2 separate regions of the Homo sapiens genome follow, and region 1 is linked to region 2. Evidence: chromatin loops called from intact Hi-C (ENCODE). Cell type or tissue: HepG2. All regions are shown on one strand. Links, peaks and the distances in the headings refer to the core of each region. The heading gives the core; the rest is flanking DNA.

Evidence for each region. A loop is a pair of places that touch in the nucleus more often than their neighbours do. Peaks named below come from ENCODE experiments on the same cell type or tissue, not always from the same donor. Only the 100,000 strongest peaks of a DNase experiment are listed, where the experiment ranks them.
Region 1: a loop joins it to region 2, with 7 times the contacts of the local background. A loop is called at or near these places in 3 of 110 quality-filtered maps.

The regions. Positions count from the first base shown.
Region 1 is chr18:13,978,226-13,987,322 of GRCh38, reverse strand. No RefSeq gene overlaps it. Among named protein-coding and RNA genes, the nearest start is that of MC2R, 67 kb to the right of the region's middle. In HepG2, for the core only: a CTCF peak has its summit at 4,990; no DNase peak of the experiment used is centred there.
Region 2 is chr18:13,818,643-13,827,739 of GRCh38, reverse strand. It overlaps MC5R (melanocortin 5 receptor), which reads right to left and starts at 3,591. Exons shown (of 2, transcript NM_005913.3): 1 at 3,466-3,591; 2 at 417-2,013. The coding sequence starts at 1,974. The coding sequence ends at 997. RefSeq lists silencers at 3,387-3,476, 3,487-3,776, 3,742-3,922. In HepG2, for the core only: a CTCF peak has its summit at 3,672 (motif pointing left); no DNase peak of the experiment used is centred there; H3K4me3 peaks cover 409 bases; H3K27me3 peaks cover 4,278 bases.

The DNA of each region.
Region 1 (9,097 bases), core at 544-8,543, 160 kb before region 2:
AGCAAACTGTAGAAGCTAATTGGGTCACTGGGTGGAGAATTCCAAGGTTTTGGGTACAGGGAATGAGGTCTAGATATAGGCATGGCCTCCAAGGGAACATCTTTTGTTCCCACAGACTTTTGACCCCATAAAGGAACAACTGGAAAAGGTGATCTTAGCAAGAGCAAGGGAAGAAAAGATAGATAATAGTGATGTTAATTCAAATAGCGATAAGGGGAGGAGAAATAGATTGGGGAACACTGATGAATTCTGTTTGGAACAGTTGAAAGGCAGCCTAGTGTACTATTTGAGAACACCAACTCTGCAGCCTGGGTACATAGCCAGCTTCTCCATTTGTTAGCTATGCATTTTTTTTAACTTTTATTTTAGGCTCAGGGGTAAATGTGCAGGGTTTTTATATTGGTCAATTGCATGTCACGGGAGTTGGTGTACAGATTATTTCACCATTCAGGTAATAAGCATAGTACCCAACAGGTATTTTTTTATCCTCTCTCTCCTCCCACCTTCAACCATTAAGTAGGCTCCAAAGTCTGTTGTTCCCTTCTTTGTGTCCACATGTACTCAATGTTTAGCTCACACTTGTAAATGAGAACATACTGTATTTGATTTTCTGTTCCTGTGTTAGGTCGCTTAGGATAATTGCCTTCGGCTCCATCCATGTTGCTGCAAAGGACATCACCTCGTTCTTTCTTATGGCTGCATAGCATTAAATGGTATATATGTAATACTATGCAGCCATAGTAAAGAAGTAGGTACAACATTTTCTTTACCCGGTCTATCATTGATGGGCATGTAGGTTGATTCCATGTCTTTGCTATTGTGAATAGTGCTACATTGAACATACACATGTATGTGTCTTTATGATAGAAAAATTTATATTCCTTTGGGTACATACCCAAAAATGGGATTGCTGGGTTGAATGGTAATTCTGCTTCAAGTTATTTAAGAAATCACCAAACTGCTTTCCACAATGGTTGAACTAATGTACATTCCCACCAGCAGTGTATATGCCTTCCTTTTTCTCTGCAACCTTGCCAGCATCTGTTATTTTTTGACTTTTTAGTAATAGCCATTCTGACTAATGCGAGATGGTATCTCACTGTGGTTTTGATTTGCATTTCTCTGATGATTAGTGATCTTGAGCATTTTTTTCATATGCGTGTTGACCATGTGTGTCTTCTTTTGAAAAGTGTCTGTTCATGTTGTTTGCCCACTTTTTAATGGGGTTATTTGTCTTTCATTTGTTGATTTGTTTAAGTCCCTTATAGATTCTGGATGTTAGGCCTTTATTGGATGAATAGCTTGCAAATATTTTCTCCCATTCGGTAGATTGTCTGTTTACCCTGTTGATAGTTTCTTTTGCTGTGCAAAAGCTCTTTTGTTTAATTAGGTCCCATTTCACAATTTTTGCTTTTGTTGCAATTGCATTTGGTGTTTTTGTCATGAAATCTTGGCCAGATCCTATGACCAGAATGGTATTGCCAGGTGTCTTCCAGGGTCTTTATAGTTTTGGGTTTTACGTGTTTACCTCTTTAATCTATCTTGAGTTGATTTTTGTATATGGTGTAAGGAAGGAGTCCAATTTCAGTCTTCTGCATGTGGCCAACCAGTTGTCCCAGCACCATTTATTGAATAGAGAGTCCTTTCTCCATTGCTTGTTTTTGTCAACTTTGTCAAAGATTAGATGATTTCAGGTGTGTGGCATTATTTCTGGGCTCTCTGTTCCATTCCATTGGTCTATGTGTCTGTTTTTGTACCAGTACCATGGTGTTTTGGTTACTGTAGCCCTGTAGTGTAGTTTTAAGACAGGTAGCATGATGCCTCCTGCTTTGTTCTTTTTGCTTAGGATTGTCTTGGTTACTTAGGCTCTTTTTTGGTTCCACATAAATTTTAGATGGTTTTGTGCTGATTCTGTGAAAAATGTTATTGGTAGCTTGATATGAATAGTATTGCATCTGTAAATTGCATTTAGCAGTATGGCCATTTTAATGATATTGATTCGTCCTATCCATGAATGTGGAATGCTTTTCCATTTGTTTGTGTCACCTCTGATTTCTCTCAGCAGTGTTTTTTAATTCTTGTTGAAGAAATCTTCCGCTTTCCAGGTTAGCAGTATTCCTAGGTATTGTATTCTTTTTGTGGCTATTGTGAATGAGATTGCATTCTTGGTTTGGCTCTCAGCTTGGATGTTGTTGGTGTATAGGAGTGCTACTGATTTTTGTATATTCAGTTTGTATTCTAAAACTTTGCTGAAGTTTTTATCAGATCAAGGAGTTTTGAGCACAGACTATGGGGTTTTCTATGTATAGAATCATACCGTCTGCAAACAGATTATATGATTGACTTCCTCTCTTCCTATTTGGATACCATTTATTTTTTTTCTTGAGCCATGTATTTTAAGGAAAATTATTTAACCTCTCTATGCTTCAGTTTCCTCATCCATAAAATAAAGATAGTAACAGAATCTACATCATAGGGTCATTATGGAGATTAAATAAGTTATAACATATAAAGTCATAGGACAATGCAATTATTCATAGTCTTTGAGGTGTCTGTAGAATATCCAGTAGGCAATAAGATGTGTGAGTCTAAATTTAAAGGAGAGGTCTGAGCTGGAGATGCAGACTTGAGAAATACATTGTTGATACCATGAGAGAGGAAGAGAGAACTCCCAAGAAGTCTTAGGAAGAAGACAAAAATGCCACTGATAGAGCTCTTAAAGGCTAAAATATCCAGGGTACCAGAGAAAGGGAAGTATATGAAGGGGGCAGCAAAATACCTGCTCCCACAACGCACACACTAACACACCTATCTCACATAGGGTGACATAGATGGACTGCACAGCCTCATCCTCCTGCTCAGACTCACAATAACCCATCAGAGAAAGACTTCTTAGGATCACACTTGCAAAATTCAATGCAAAGGTGCAATCTTCAGGCAGTGCCTCTGTAACACAACAGCCCATGAAACTGAAGTGGCAGCACAAATGGGACTGACTTGTCTATACTTGCCACTTCCACTTGCTCCCCAACCACATACTCTTCAAGCTCTCACAGTCTAGCTTCCACCCTCTGCACTCCCTTCAACCCCACTGGGCAAGTCACCAAGATCTTCTTGACACATAAAGCAGACATCTTGTCACAGTTGATGCTGTTGACTTCTCTCTGAAGTTCCAGTTCTTGGAACACTTGCTGCTCTGTGTCTTCTAAATTTGAGACACAACTCTTCTGATTCCCTTCCAAAGCCCATCTTAGCATCTGCACAGGCTCTATTTCCTTGGTATTTCAGCCAAGTTTCTCTTCCGTCAACACCAGTGATGTTATTAATGAGCACAATGGGTGTTAGAATGGTCTTTTGTTGTTGATATTAGTAATGCCCAAGACATGTGAATTGGATAGAAATATGGCACAGGCACCCACTGCCCCCTTATATGAACAGAGTATAACATTTAGTGATTTTTAATATCCTGTATACTTTGGAATCATGTCCTGGGCTCAGATTACATAGGTTCTGAGTCCCAGTCACTTGCCTGAGGAAGCTATTAACTAATTCTATCTAGAGTGTTAGCTGAAGCATGCCACTGAAATCCTGTAGCGTCAGCCTTAAATAAACCATCAGGGTTCAGCTGAGGACAGAGCTGAGATTTTATCAAACATACAGAACAGGTTGTGACGAGTTTTATGTCTGCTTGCTTGTGGGTCTACATATACCAGAATTTGCTCTGAAATTTACCTTCATTGTAACATAATGCCTGAGTGTGAGGTTAAAGGTATGTATACTAGACAAGCTAGGCTTGCCATATAATTTTCATCCAGACCAGGATGCTTTGGAGGGTGAAAGAAGTTTACTCCTGGTAAACTAGAGTCACATATTTCTAATACAAGACTGTGCCCATACATCAAAATAAATCATCAAAGGATTAACACTGGAAACACCTTCATGAAGATGGTACTTTTAAGGGAAAGTAAAACAGTCAGAAAACCACAAAATCATTAATGTAGTCCCTCAAAAAAAAAACAAACAAACAAACCCAAAATGCCATGTCAGACTAATACCTTTCTCATCACCACCCAAATCTCTGCTCTCACTCCCACTTCCCATGAGCTAAGTGGTGGGGAAACAGTGCCTATAGAATTCAAGGAATGCAGTGTCATGTGTGGGACAGCACAGCCACAAGGGACAATGGTGACATTGACCTGGAGAAAGTGTTGATCAATTCTGAGTGCCAAGGACCCGCATTGAGCCTCAGAAAGGCCACAGTTCTTGATGAATCAGAACAGAAAATAATCCATACTTTTCTTTAAACTCTTCATGTGGAGATAACAAAATGAGTACAGCTTCAATGATATCTAGAACTGGTCATCCAAAGAGCTCTCTGTTGCGCTTCTATCAATTTGACATTGATTCTTTACTATCACGGATCGACTATTAGTCAAGAAGATCAGATTTTATTTCTCCAATTATCTTTTGTTGTAATGGAGGACAAACTAACATGTCGTCTGCTTTTGCTTTTTTGCATTCCCCACAGTGCCTAAAATATAATAAGTACTCAAGAATATTTTTAAATTAACCAATTAATTGATAGATAATTCTCAGTCAGGAAGCATAAGGACTTTTGCCAGCCTCAAGCTATCCTGGCGTCAGAGGAAAAGTCCTCATGTGAGGAGGTCCTAACAGCTACTCCATGGTACACACCAGCCACTTGAGGATCTGTCAATTAAAGGGGAGAAGGTACTTTTCCTTTAACACTTCAGCCAAAGAGTTCACACAGCTCTTCCCTTGATTTTCATAGCATGGCAAGATAAGCTTGAGGCTTGGAAAAAGACTATCAAGACCCAAAAAGCCAATGGCAAACGGACAGTTGAAATCATTGGCAATTAAATACTTGGGTCGCCTTCTCGCAACTTCCTCTTTGAGGCTCTGACTGTGATGCTCACAGCGTTTCTCCAGTTTGGCTGCAGCCTGGCTGAAGCTGTTTGTAATTCCCACCACCAGAGGGTCTCAGGCTTGGCAAGGCTCCTAGAAGTTCAGAGCAGAGTGAGATTCAGAGATAGCAGTCCCCTCTCACATGGAAGCCTAAGGACCTGCCCCAGGTCTGTTGCTGAGCAGATCTTCCCCATTTAGAGGACTCCCCATCTCCTCCCTTCCAATAAGGCCACAGGCCTGCACTGTGCCTTCAACAGGACAATGAAATGTGGATACAACCTAATGTGCCCAAGATCTCTACAATGCCACACTGTGTGGCAGACAGTTCTCTTTATTGCCAGGAAACCTGGTTGTGCCCCCAAACTGCCAGCTTACTGTTTGATGGTGCTATTAAGAAACATAATGAGGTATGGTTATGTATAATATGATCTCACTACAGCCAACATTTCTTCCCTAAGGGAGATCATAAAAAAGGTCAAAAAAAAAAAAAAGAAAAAAGAAAGAAGGTGGAGGAGCCAAGATGGCCGAATAGGAACAGCTCCGGTCTACAGCTCCCAGCGTGAGCGACGCAGAAGACGGGTGATTTCTGCATTTCCATCTGAGGTACCGGGTTCATCTCACTAGGGAGTGCCAGACAGTGGGCGCAGGCCAGTGTGTGCGCGCACCGTGCGCGAGCCGAAGCAGGGCGAGGCATTGCCTCACCTGGGAAGCGCAAGGGGTCAGGGAGTTCCCTTTCCGAGTCAAAGAAAGGGGTGACGGACGCACCTGGAAAATCGGGTCACTCCCACCCGAATATTGCGCTTTTCAGACCGGCTTAAATAACGGCGCACCACGAGACTATATCCCACACCTGGCTCAGAGGGTCCTACGCCCACGGAATCTCGCTGATTGCTAGCACAGCAGTCTGAGATCAAACTGCAAGGCGGCAACGAGGCTGGGGGAGGGGCGCCCGCCATTGCCCAGGCTTGCTTAGGTAAACAAAGCAGCCGGGAAGCTCGGACTGGGTGGAGCCCACCACAACTCAAGGAGGCCTGCCTGCCTCTGTAGGCTCCACCTCTGGGGGCAGGGCACAGACAAACAAAAAGACAGCAGTAACCTCTGCAGACTTAAGTGTCCCTGTCTGACAGCTTTGAAGAGAGCAGTGGTTCTCCCAGCACGCAGCTGGAGATCTGAGAACGGGCAGACTGCCTCCTCAAGTGGGTCCCTGACCTCTGACCCCCGAGCAGCCTAACTGGGAGGCACCCCCCCAGCAGGGGCACACTGACACCTCACACGGCAGGGTATTCCAACAGACCTGCAGCTGAGGGTCCTGTCTGTTAGAAGGAAAACTAACAACCAGAAAGGACATCTACACCGAAAACCCATCTGTACATCACCATCATCAAAGACCAAAAGTAGATAAAACCACAAAGATGGGGAAAAAACAGAACAGAAAAACTGGAAACTCTAAAACGCAGAGCGCCTCTCCTCCTCCAAAGGAACGCAGTTCCTCACCAGCAACGGAACAAAGCTGGATGGAGAATGATTTTGACGAGCTGAGAGAAGAAGGCTTCAGACGATCAAATTACTCTGAGCTACGGGAGGACATTCAAACCAAAGGCAAAGAAGTTGAAAACTTTGAAAAAAATTTAGAAGAATGTATAACTAGAATAATCAATACAGAGAAGTGCTTAAAGGAGCTGATGGAGCTGAAAACCAAGGCTCGAGAACTACGTGAAGAATGCAGAAGCCTCAGGAGCCGATGCGATCAACTGGAAGAAAGGGTATCAGCAATGGAAGATGAAATGAATGAAATGAAGTGAGAAGGGAAGTTTAGAGAAAAAAGAATAAAAAGAAATGAGCAAAGCCTCCAAGAAATATGGGACTATGTGAAAAGACCAAATCTACGTCTAATTGGTGTACCTGAAAGTGATGCGGAGAATGGAACCAAGTTGGAAAACACTCTGCAGGATATTATCCAGGAGAACTTCCCCAATCTAGCAAGGCAGGCCAACGTTCAGATTCAGGAAATACAGAGAACGCCACAAAGATACTCCTCGAGAAGAGCAACTCCAAGACACATAATTGTCAGATTCACCAAAGTTGAAATGAAGGAAAAAATGTTAAGGGCAGCCAGAGAGAAAGGTCAGGTTACCCTCAAAGGAAAGCCCATCAGACTAACAGCGGATCTCTCGGCAGAAACCCTACAAGCCAGAAGAGAGTGGGGGCCAATATTCAACATTCTTAAAGAAAAGAATTTTCAACCCAGAATTTCATATCCAGCCAAACTAAGCTTCATAAGTGAAGGAGAAATAAAATACTTTATAGACAAGCAAATGCTGAGAGATTTTGTCACCACCAGGCCTGCCCTAAAAGAGCTCCTGAAGGAAGCGCTAAACATGGAAAGGAACAACCGGTACCAGCCGCTGCAAAATCATGCCAAAATGTAAAGACCATCGAGACTAGGAAGAAACTGCATCAACTAATGAGCAAAATCACCAGCTAACATCATAATGACAGGATCAAATTCACACATAACAATATTAACTTTAAATATAAATGGACTAAATTCTGCAATTAAAAGACACAGACTGGCAAGTTGGATAAAGAGTCAAGACCCATCAGTGTGCTGTATTCAGGAAACCCATCTCACGTGCAGAGACACACATAGGCTCAAAATAAAAGGATGGAGGAAGATCTACCAAGCCAATGGAAAACAAAAAAAGGCAGGGGTTGCAATCCTAGTCTCTGATAAAACAGACTTTAAACCAACAAAGATCAAAAGAGACAAAGAAGGCCATTACATAATGGTAAAGGGATCAATTCAACAAGAGGAGCTAACTATCCTAAATATTTATGCACCCAATACAGGAGCACCCAGATTCATAAAGCAAGTCCTGAGTGACCTACAAAGAGACTTAGACTCCCACACATTAATAATGGGAGACTTTAACACCCCACTGTCAACATTAGACAGATCAACGAGACAGAAAGTCAACAAGGATACCCAGGAATTGAACTCAGCTCTGCACCAAGCAGACCTAATAGACATCTACAGAACTCTCCACCCCAAATCAACAGAATATACATTTTTTTCAGCACCACACCACACCTATTCCAAAATTGAACACATAGTTGGAAGTAAAGCTCTCCTCAGCAAATGTAAAAGAAAAGAAATTATAACAAACTATCTCTCAGACCACAGTGCAATCAAACTAGAACTCAGGATTAAGAATCTCACTCAAAGCCACTCAACTACATGGAAACTGAACAACCTGCTCCTGAATGACTACTGGGTACATAACGAAATGAAGGCAGAAATAAAGATGTTCTTTGAAACCAACGAGAACAAAGACACCACATACCAGAATCTCTGGGATGCATTCAAAGCAGTGTGTAGAGGGAAATTTATAGCACTAAACGCCTACAAGAGAAAGCAGGAAAGATCCAAAATTGACACCCTAACATCACAATTAAAAGAACTAGAAAAGCAAGAGCAAACACATTCAAAAGCTGGCAGAAGGCAAGAAATAACTAAAATCAGAGCAGAACTGAAGGAAATAGAGACACAAAAAACCCTTCAAAAAATCAATGAATCCAGGAGCTGGTTTTTTGAAAGGATCAACAAAATTGATAGACCGCTAGCAAGACTAATAAAGAAAAAAAGAGAGAAGAATCAAATAGACACAATAAAAAATGATAAAGGGGATATCACCACCGATCCCACAGAAATACAAACTACCATCAGAGAATACTACAAACACCTCTACGCAAATAAACTACAAAATCTAGAAGAAATGGATACATTCCTCGACACATACACTCTCCCAAGACTAAACCAGGAAGAAGTTGAATCTGTGAATAAACCAATAACAGGCTCTGAAATTGTGGCAATAATCAATAGTTTACCAACCAAAAAGAGTCCAGGACCAGATGGATTCACAGCCGAATTCTACCAGAGGTACAAGGAGGAACTGGTACCATTCCTTCTGAAACTATTCCAATCAATAGAAAAAGAGGGAATCCTCCCTAACTCATTTTATGAGGCCAGCATCATTCTGATACCAAAGCCGGGCAGAGACACAACCAAAAAAGAGAATTTTAGACCAATATCCTTGATGAACATTGATGCAAAAATCCTCAATAAAATACTGGCAAACCGAATCCAGCAGCACATCAAAAAGCTTATCCA
Region 2 (9,097 bases), core at 639-8,638:
GCCACACAGCAGTGAAAGGCAGAATTAGCACCTGAACTCGGGTTTCTCTGCTCCAGTCTAGGTTGGGAGAAGATGGGGCTCCCTGGGCTATAGGTTGGGCCCTGACCTTTGTTGGCTGCTGAAATGAGATTGACATGCCTCCAAGTACACAGGCCAGAGTTCAGACTCCAACACAGATCCGGTGTGAGCCACTCAAAGCAAGCCTGGCTGTGGACGTGTGCTACTTGCAGCACTGGGCACCTTGAACTCCTTGAGCCCCTGTAATGCCCCCAGTCATCCTTTTGGAAACCCCAGATTGAGCCCAAATAAGACAGTAAGAAAGAGTCACAGAGTCTTCCACAGCACATGAGGCAGGGTTTCTAGCATAAGGTTTTATGTCTGGGTAAGCGCAACACCATGATTGACAGAAGTACAATTATTCAGACAATTATGAACAAAAGCCATGAATCAAAAGTTCAGGCAAGGGGAGCAAAGAAGACATTTCAGAACAAATGAACAGATTGCTTCTGATGGAAAGAATCTGGCCACTCTTTTCTTCCCTGAAAAGCATGCATAGCTCAGAGTGCAGCCAGCAGAGTGTGGACCTGCTTCTGGGGAGAAGAAGCAATCCCACCTGGCGTCGATATCACGGTTTTCTTCGCGTCACAATACGTGTTTCATCATGTCTGGCTTGCACTGAGGGTGCTGTGCATTCCCCGAGCACATGCCTGCTAGGTGGAGGGTGGATGGGGCCCCCAGAAATGGGTGGGAGCAGTAGAAACCATAGGACACAAAAGGACAGTAAGAAATTGTCATGACTGTCCCCAGAGTGGATAAGCAACCCTTGCATGTTGGACATAATCACCAGGAACTGAACAGAGAGAGCCTCTTAGGCCCATGTCTGAGCTGGTAAAGAGAAAAATGGGATGCTAGCACTCCCGCCTACCCCTTGGCTGTCGCTTTGTCATAGGTGAGCAAACAAAGGAGAACAGAGCCACAGAGAGGAGCACTTTGTGCTTAATCCCTTCTGGGAAAGCTGCAGGCGATCCTGAAACCACGGCAGCAAATAATCTCCTTAAAGGTCTTCCGCATCTCTTGGCTGCGGAAGGCATATATGAGAGGGTCCATCACGGAATTACACATGATGAGTATGAGGTACATATTGAAGTGAGACATGAAGCGAGAGCAGTAGAGGTTCTGAGGGCAAGAAAGCATTAAAGTGAGATGAAGGAAGAACGGGGCCCAGCACACGGTAAACACGCCCAGCAGCATGGTGACGGTGACCGCGCCCTGCATGCTGGTCCTCTGCCGCGCAGAGCTGGCCCCGGGCAGAGCCGCGATCCGCTTGACGTGAGTCCGCGCCAGGAGGAACATGTGTATGTACAGAGACACCAGGAGGAACAGCATAGCGAAGAACATGGAGATGAGGCACAGGATGACGTAGGTGGATTCTGAGTACAGGATGAAGACAATGCCGCAGCCCGTGCAGAAAGCCCAGATGCCGGCGATGATGGCCCCTGAGCGCCTCGCCGTCATGATGTGGTGGTAGCGCAGGGCGTAGAAGATGGTGACGTACCTATCCACTGCAATGGCCAGTAAGCTGCACATGGATGCCACCACGGAAATGCAGATCATGGAGTCAAACACATTGTCAATGTGGCGCACAAAGGCGTCTGCTATCACTAGGTGCTTGTTGTTGAGTAGGTAGATGGTGATGGTCTCCCAGGCACTGGACATGCTCACCAGCATGTCCGCCACTGCCAGGCTGCACACGAAGAAGTACATGGGGGAGTGCAGGTTTTTGTTCTTCACTATGGCCCCTATGACCAAGATGTTCTCCAAGAGGCTGATGACACCCAGAGTGAGAAACACCTCCACAGCAATGCCCATGTCTTCACATGGTGAAGACTTGTTTTTGACATTGGGTCCTGAAAGGTTGCCCTCTGTGGCATTCAGGTTGAGATCCAAGAAATGCAGGTGAAATGAGGAATTCATTGCTGGAGAAATACACCTCTTGTCTTGGCAGCAAATTTACTGTAAAACATGTTTTAAATTCACAATCCAAAGAGGTTAGCAGCCTACCAAAGAAAGACAGCAGCTAGCCTAGAACCAACACAGCCTAAGAAAGGGGATGAATGACACAGTGCATCAGAGGACTGGGCTCGGCTCACTCAGTCCTTTTTTTTTTTTTTTTTTAAGAGACAGGGTCTCCCTATGTTGCCCAGTCTGGTCTCAAACTCCTGGCCACAAGCGATCTTCTCTCTCAGCCTCCCAAAGTGCTGGTACTACAGGGGTGAGCCACGTGCCCGGCAGCTGGCTTGCACATTCTGACCTGCGTTCCTGAGACCTGGAAGAGTGCCCCTGGACACGCAGATTAGAATCTTCACCAGCCTCTTCTGCTCTCCTTGCTTTCAGCTCCCAGCCTTTCACATGCATCTTACTAGAGAGACACTCACCTCCAAGTGCCCAGGACAGTTTCACTTTTTATGGCTTCTCTCCTGGGCTCAAGTTCACTATCATAAGTGTCCCCAACTCATAACCTACAAAATCCCAGCCAGTCTCCCAATGTTCACATTCCTAAGGCTACTGCACGACATTCTCCTCAAGGGAGCTCCGATTTAAGACTGCCCAGACCCGTATTCCCTTAAGACAGACAGACAGGTGCATCCCTAACACTTGTCCTGACACTTCTTAGACCCATCAGGATTCAGCCTCCACAGCTGTAAGTAAGGCTATAACCAGAATGGTCTGTTACCCTGAGCAAAGTCACATGTTAAAAGCTACTGTCTTAAGTTTGTAAGTGTAGGCTGCACATACGTGTTAAAATTGAGGAAAACAGTGCTGCTTTTCCCTCAATACCTATTTTTCCCTCGCTTCTGCATTATGTGGAATTCCATGAGGTCTGCTTGATAGTTTATTAGGTCCGCGTGAGCACAGTATTTAAAAAAAAAAACAGCAATTTAAATGTACCACACTCCTTTGTTGCAAAATTTCTCTCTTATGATTCATTTTCAAAAATCCCTTTGCCCTCCAAACTCAGATCACATCTGGAGAGAATTTCTGTCATCACTGTCATCATTAATATTTGTAATCACTTTGGGAGGGAGGGAGGGGGTGAGGGACAACAAATTACTTAATAGGTACAATGTACACTATAGGGGTGATGGCTACACTAAAAGCCCAGTCTCCACCACTATGCAATACATCCATATAACAAAACAGCACCTGTACCCCCTAAATCTATAAAAATAAAAAAGGAAAAAATTGGTAATCTAAGCATTTATTGAACTACAATCATTTGTTACAGCTGAGTTCCAGCTCAGATATATCGGTAAATTATGCAATTATACTAAACATCATATCGAGCTGTGTTAAAAACTCACGGGGCAAGCTAGCTGCCGCCCCGCTCACTTCCACATGCAGCGGAAGCGCGATTTTGCATTTATTCTCAGGATCTCAAGGAGATAGAAAGTTGTGGCTATTTACCGGTGCTCCTCCTCGCGGGCCGCGGCGCTCAGCCCGGGCCCCCGGCGTCCCCGGGATCCGACGGCCGTGCGGCGCTCAGAGCCAGCCCCGGACGGGCCTCTCCCCCAGCTAGGCGGCTGCGGCTCTGCGGGGCTTTAAGCCTCCTGCCTGCCCGCGCCGGGCCCGCCTCCGCACCGCCGGCTGTCGCTCCGGGCGGCCTCCGCTGCCACCTAGTGGCCCAGCACGGCACAGCGGCCAGAGAACCGCGTCAGCCCCGAGCGAAAATCCCCCCGAACACACTCTTGAATGGTTGGATGGTTGCTTGGTTGGTTGGTTGGTCGGTCGGGTCGGTGGGTCGGTCGGTCGGTCGGTCGGTCGGTTGAATGGTTGGTTGGGTGAGTGGTTGCTTGGTTGGGTAGTTGGTTGGTTGAGTGGGTGGGTGGGTGGTTGCTTGTTTGGTGATTGGTTGGTTGGGTGAGCAGGTGGTTGCTTGCTTGGTTGGTTGGGTGGTTACGGGTTAGTTAGTTGGGTAGGTGGGTGGTTGCCTGATTGGTTGATTGGTTGATTGGTTAGGTGAGTGGATGGTTACTTGGTTGCTTGGCTGGTTGGGTGGGGGGTTCGTTGATTGGGTAGGTGGGTGGTTCCTTGGTTGGTTGATTGGTTGGTTGGGTAGGTGGGTGGTTGCTTGGTTGGTTGATTGGTTGGTTGGGTAGGTGGGTGGTTGCTTGGTTGAGTGAGTAGATGGTTACTTGGTTGCTTGCTCGCTTGCTCGCTTGCTTGGGTGGGTGGGGGGTAGTTGGTTGGGTAGGTGGGTGGTTGCTTGGTTCGTTGATTGGTTGCTTGGGTGGGTGGGTGGTTGGTTGGGTGAGTGGATGGTTGCTTGGTTGGTTGATTGGGTAAGTGGGGGTTGGTTGGGTAGGTGGGTGGTTGCTTGGTTGGTTGGTTGGGTCAGTGGGTGGGTGGGTGGTGGGTGGTTGCTTGGTTGGTTGGTTGGGTCAGTGGGTGGGTGGGTGGGTCGTTGGGTGGGTGGTTGCTTGGTTGGTTGGTTGGGTCAGTGGGTGGGTGGATGGGTGGTTGGGAGGGTGGTTGGTTGGTTGGTTGGTTGGCTGGGTCAGTGGGTGGATGGATGGGTGGTTGGGTGAGTGGTTGCTAGGTTGGTTGGGTCAGTGGGTGGGTGGATGGGTGGTTGGGTGGGTGGTTGCTTGGTTTGGTTGGTTGGGTCAGTGGGTTGGGTGGATGGGTGGTTGTGTGGGTGGTTGGTTGGTTGGTTGGTTGGGTCGGTGGGTGGATGGATAGGTGGTTGGGTGGGGGAGTGGTTGGTTGGGTCAGTGGGTGGGTGGATGGGTGGTTGGGTGGGTAGCTGCTTGGTTGTTTTTCTGGCTGGTTGCACTTTTTGTTTCTTTTCTCTTCCTCTTGAGCACTGATTAAAATGCTCCCGAGCTCAAAGAGGGCTTGTCACCCCGTTTCTCCTGGACAGTGGTCTCTGGGATGTCCTGATGATTGTTCTTTGGGAAGGAGGCCCAGTGCCTGGGAGCCCTCATCTGTGGCCCTACCACGCCCCTCTTTGCCCAAGGCTCTCACCCCTCCTCCAGGACTACACATGCCATGCCAGGCTTTATCAACCACACAGGCTTTCCTTACTCCAGCAAAAAAGAACAAAGGATGTCCTCTCACCAAATATCCTGGCCTTTCGCAATAGTTTCTGGACCCCACTCCTTCTCTGACACCTAAAACTGACCTTCAACCCCCAAAAGAATCATTATACTCACAATAAGCAGAAGTGCCACTGCCCTGCAAGCCAGGGCAGGATGCACGGGGCCATATCACTACCAGAGCTTTCCTTGGGCTTTGCAGATGATCACAACCTTCCAGTATTTCAAGTGTGGGGACCACAGTCTGGCTGGCCTCACGCCACTGGAGTCCCAAGCCGTGCTGGGAGCCACAGGGTGGAATTCTAGAAGGAGGTTCTGAATGTTGAGAATACATATTGGGAATGTGGTGTGAGGGAGGGAACCCATTTCCGTGTGTTGAAAACATCAGCAGGGTCAAGCACTCCCACATATAGTCCTCACATCCAAGATCAGATCAGAGAGGGCTCTGCAAAAGGTCCTGGTGTCCCAGGAAAGTGCTCAAAATGGAGGGCTCTGTGCAAGATGAGCAGCTGGACCACAGCAGGCGGCCTCCCACAGTGGTGAGGGCGGCTGGCCCAGGGGCCCTATGTGCAGGGGTGACCCTGAGTGCTGCACAGGAATTACCTTCCTCAACCTTTACGAAACCCTAGAAGTGGGTTTCTCCTCTCGCAATGGAAGGAGCCGGTGCTGGGAGAGGTGACTTAGCAAGCTCCAGCTTCCAGCGCTAGAGAGCTGAGCCCCGACTGACTCAGAGCCCAAGCACTTTCCCCGGCAGGACGCAGCCTCCCTGAGAGCCCTGGTGCCACCGGGCATTATTCTTTTAAAATGCTGCTGGATTTGATGTGCAGTGTTCCTGTCTTCATACTGTCTTTATCAGATTTTGGTATATAAGTTACCCTAACTTTGTTTAATAAACTGGGGAAATATTTTGATTATTTTTATATTCTGAAACACCTTAGGTGATGTAGGAATTCTCGGTTTCTTGCAGGAAAATAATTGAATTAAGGTTAATAGAGTTAAGAGAATAGAGACTAAGCTCTTCAACTGTTCCTGTCATTGGAAACTTTCTCCCAAACAGCAGCCTAATGACAATGCTGAACACACACGATGACATGAGCCACCCAGGAAGGAATGTTCCTTTCCCTGTCAAAGACCAGCATAACATGCAACAACCCAGGTGTTTTATTTCTTGAACAATGACAACAGAGAGGATTCTCAATTCGAGTGCACAGAGACAACCCGTGGAGTCATATCTGTGAAGGCTTGCAAGGGTCAAATCTAGCTGGACACTGGATGTCTCGGCCTGGGTTCTCTGAGTCACAGGCTCTGAAGAGTTCACCATGCAGGATGCTGTGGGGAAGCCTCCTGGGGGCAGGCCTGCGGAGGGAGGGATGGGAGGGGAGGGAGAGAAGAGAGCTGCCAGGCAGCTCCAACAACCTCAGCCCTCACGCCCCACCCAGCTCAGTCACCAGAAGCAAGCTGCTTCCGGGAAGGTGTGAGGCCAAACCGGAGGGGCTGACAGCTGGGGGAGGCAGCAGACCACCCCTACAGTTGGGCAGCAGGTCCTCCCCTGAGGTGTCTGGCACAGCTCTGTGTCTGTCGCTCTCATGGCGCCAGAAAACTCTTATCAAATGTCATCTCTGTGCTCAACACCACCAAGGGGCTGGACGAAGGCACTAAAAGACCTGCTGCAAGGCAAAGCTCACCCAAGTGAGTGCTGAGAAAGCAAGATAATCACAAGTGCTGGGTTATGACAATTTTTAAACTCCAAGGATTACAAAATACTTTCATATATTAACTTACGTAGTCCTTAAAGCAACCCTGGAAGGTATTAACATTATTACCATATTCATAGACACAGACTCTGAGGCTCATGGAGTTTCTGACACTATTTGGCTGGTCAGTGGTGCCACCAGCTGTTGATCCAAATCTTCTCAATCCCAAGCCCACATTTATGTAGATGCACTTGCCCATGTCACACATGAACATTGGGCAATGCGATCCTAGATATGCACGAGTTTCCCACCTTACTTAGAGAAAAGGAAAGGAACATTTGCTGGGAGCCTGCAGTGTCCAATACTGTGGTCTGCATGTCCGTATTCTCAGTGAATTCTCCCAGCAGCCCTATAAAGTCGACATTCTTCCCAGCATCTTACAGATGGGGAAGCTGAAGCTCTGAGTAGTCATGTGACTTCTCAGTTGGTGATGAAAGCAGGATCAGGATCTGAATCCAGACTTCCAGGTGGTATCTGTGCTTAATCACAGTCTAAGGACTCAAGTCCTGTGCCTCAGTCCCATTGCCACAGAGGAGGAAACTCAGGTGCCCTGGGATCCCAAAGGCAGGCAGAGAGGAACAGGGAGAGAGCATGAAGCGAAGGGAAGAGAGTTGGACATGCAGAGAGGCCCGTGATGGGTACAGAATGGGCCAAAGCAGGAGATGGAAGCTGAGGGCTGAAGGGTGAAATGCGGTCACCAGGTGGGAGGAGGCTGGGGAACATCCAGCTAGGGCGCTAAGGCGGGAGGGGTGGGTTTCTTTGAGGGAGAGAGAGAGTGCCAGTGACTGGAGAAAGAGCTTGTGAGGGCACCCAAGGCTTTGCAGGTTCTACGAAGGTACTGAGGCTAAGGCAAGGGGAAGCCTTGCCAGGGCTTAAGCAGCAGCACAACACTTTTAGATTTGTAGCGTTACAGCAGCCCAGCCACGGCGAGGAGATGGCACTGGAGGAGTTCAGGTGGGAAGAAGGTTGTGCATCAGTGGCAGAACCTCACGAGATGAACAGGCCCCTGGGCTGAATCCCTTTCTCCACCCCCTGCCTGGGGATGCTGCCAATTCATGCTCAGGCCCAGCTCTTGGCAGCTGCAGCAAAATTACCAAGTAATCCTGACTCTGAGGTGTCAAGGCCGAAAACAAAAACCGGCCCTGAACAAGCAGGCTACACACAGTGTTGGCACAGTGGGACCCTTCCACACCAACCCTCAATATTCCCTCTCAAGCCAGAAAACGAGGACTTGGGGTTTGGTGTGGGATTTGGGGGAATTTTCAAATTTCTATTTTGGTTTTTCATTTCTATTTAATGTTTGTTTTATTTTGACTGCTAGAAAGACGTAATCTCTGCAATGCCATGTAGGTCAAGATTCTGAAAGTCCCTGGGGAAGGTTATGTTTGAAACTGTACACACCTCTCATCTTTGAACAGGACCCAGTAAGCATCCTTTGCATTTAGTTTAAAGCTAAGGATGTTAGGGGCCGGGCACGGTGGCTCACGCCTGTAATCCCAGCACTTTGGGAGGCCGAGACGGGCAGATCACGAGGTCAGGAGATCGAGACCATCCTGGCTAACATGGTGAAACCCCGTCTCTACTAAAAATACAAAAATTAGCCGGGCATGGTGGCGGGCGCCTGTAGTCCCAGCTACGCGGGAGGCTGAGGCAGGATAATGGCGTGAACCCGGGAGGCGGAGCTTGCAGTGAGCCGAGATCATGCCACTGCACTCCAGCCTGGGCGACAGAGCGAGACTCCGTCTCAAAAAAAAAAAAAAAAAAAAAAAAGAGAAAAAGCTAAGGATGTTAGACTGAAGACCGAATAGACAGTCCTTTCCTTCCAGAAGCACATAGCTCCTGATAAGCAACGGAACTCACTGTGCTCCTGCTGAAGGGTGTGGAATCGTTCACTGGGGAGATACTCAGAGATGCCTTAGTCCAGCACCCAGGTAATCACTGGGAAGTTAGCCACAAGATCTGGAGAGGAAGTCTCTTTTCCGGTATTTCAATCTTGCAGTTCTTGTAGTTACTTAGCCAATTTTTGTTAAGAAGACTCTTCAATACTAATTGTTACTTCAGGCTTCTGAAAAACTTCTTGATGCTCCTTCTACCCAAAATTATTTCCATCTCTCCTCTCCTTTGCCCTCTAACCTCCCGTTCATCCTTTAGGCCCAGGCCCGTAGCTCCTGCTGGGACTCTTCTGTGGACACCCCTACACCTGCCTGAGTGGCAGCCCCCTTCACTTCCCCACCCCAGCTCCGATCT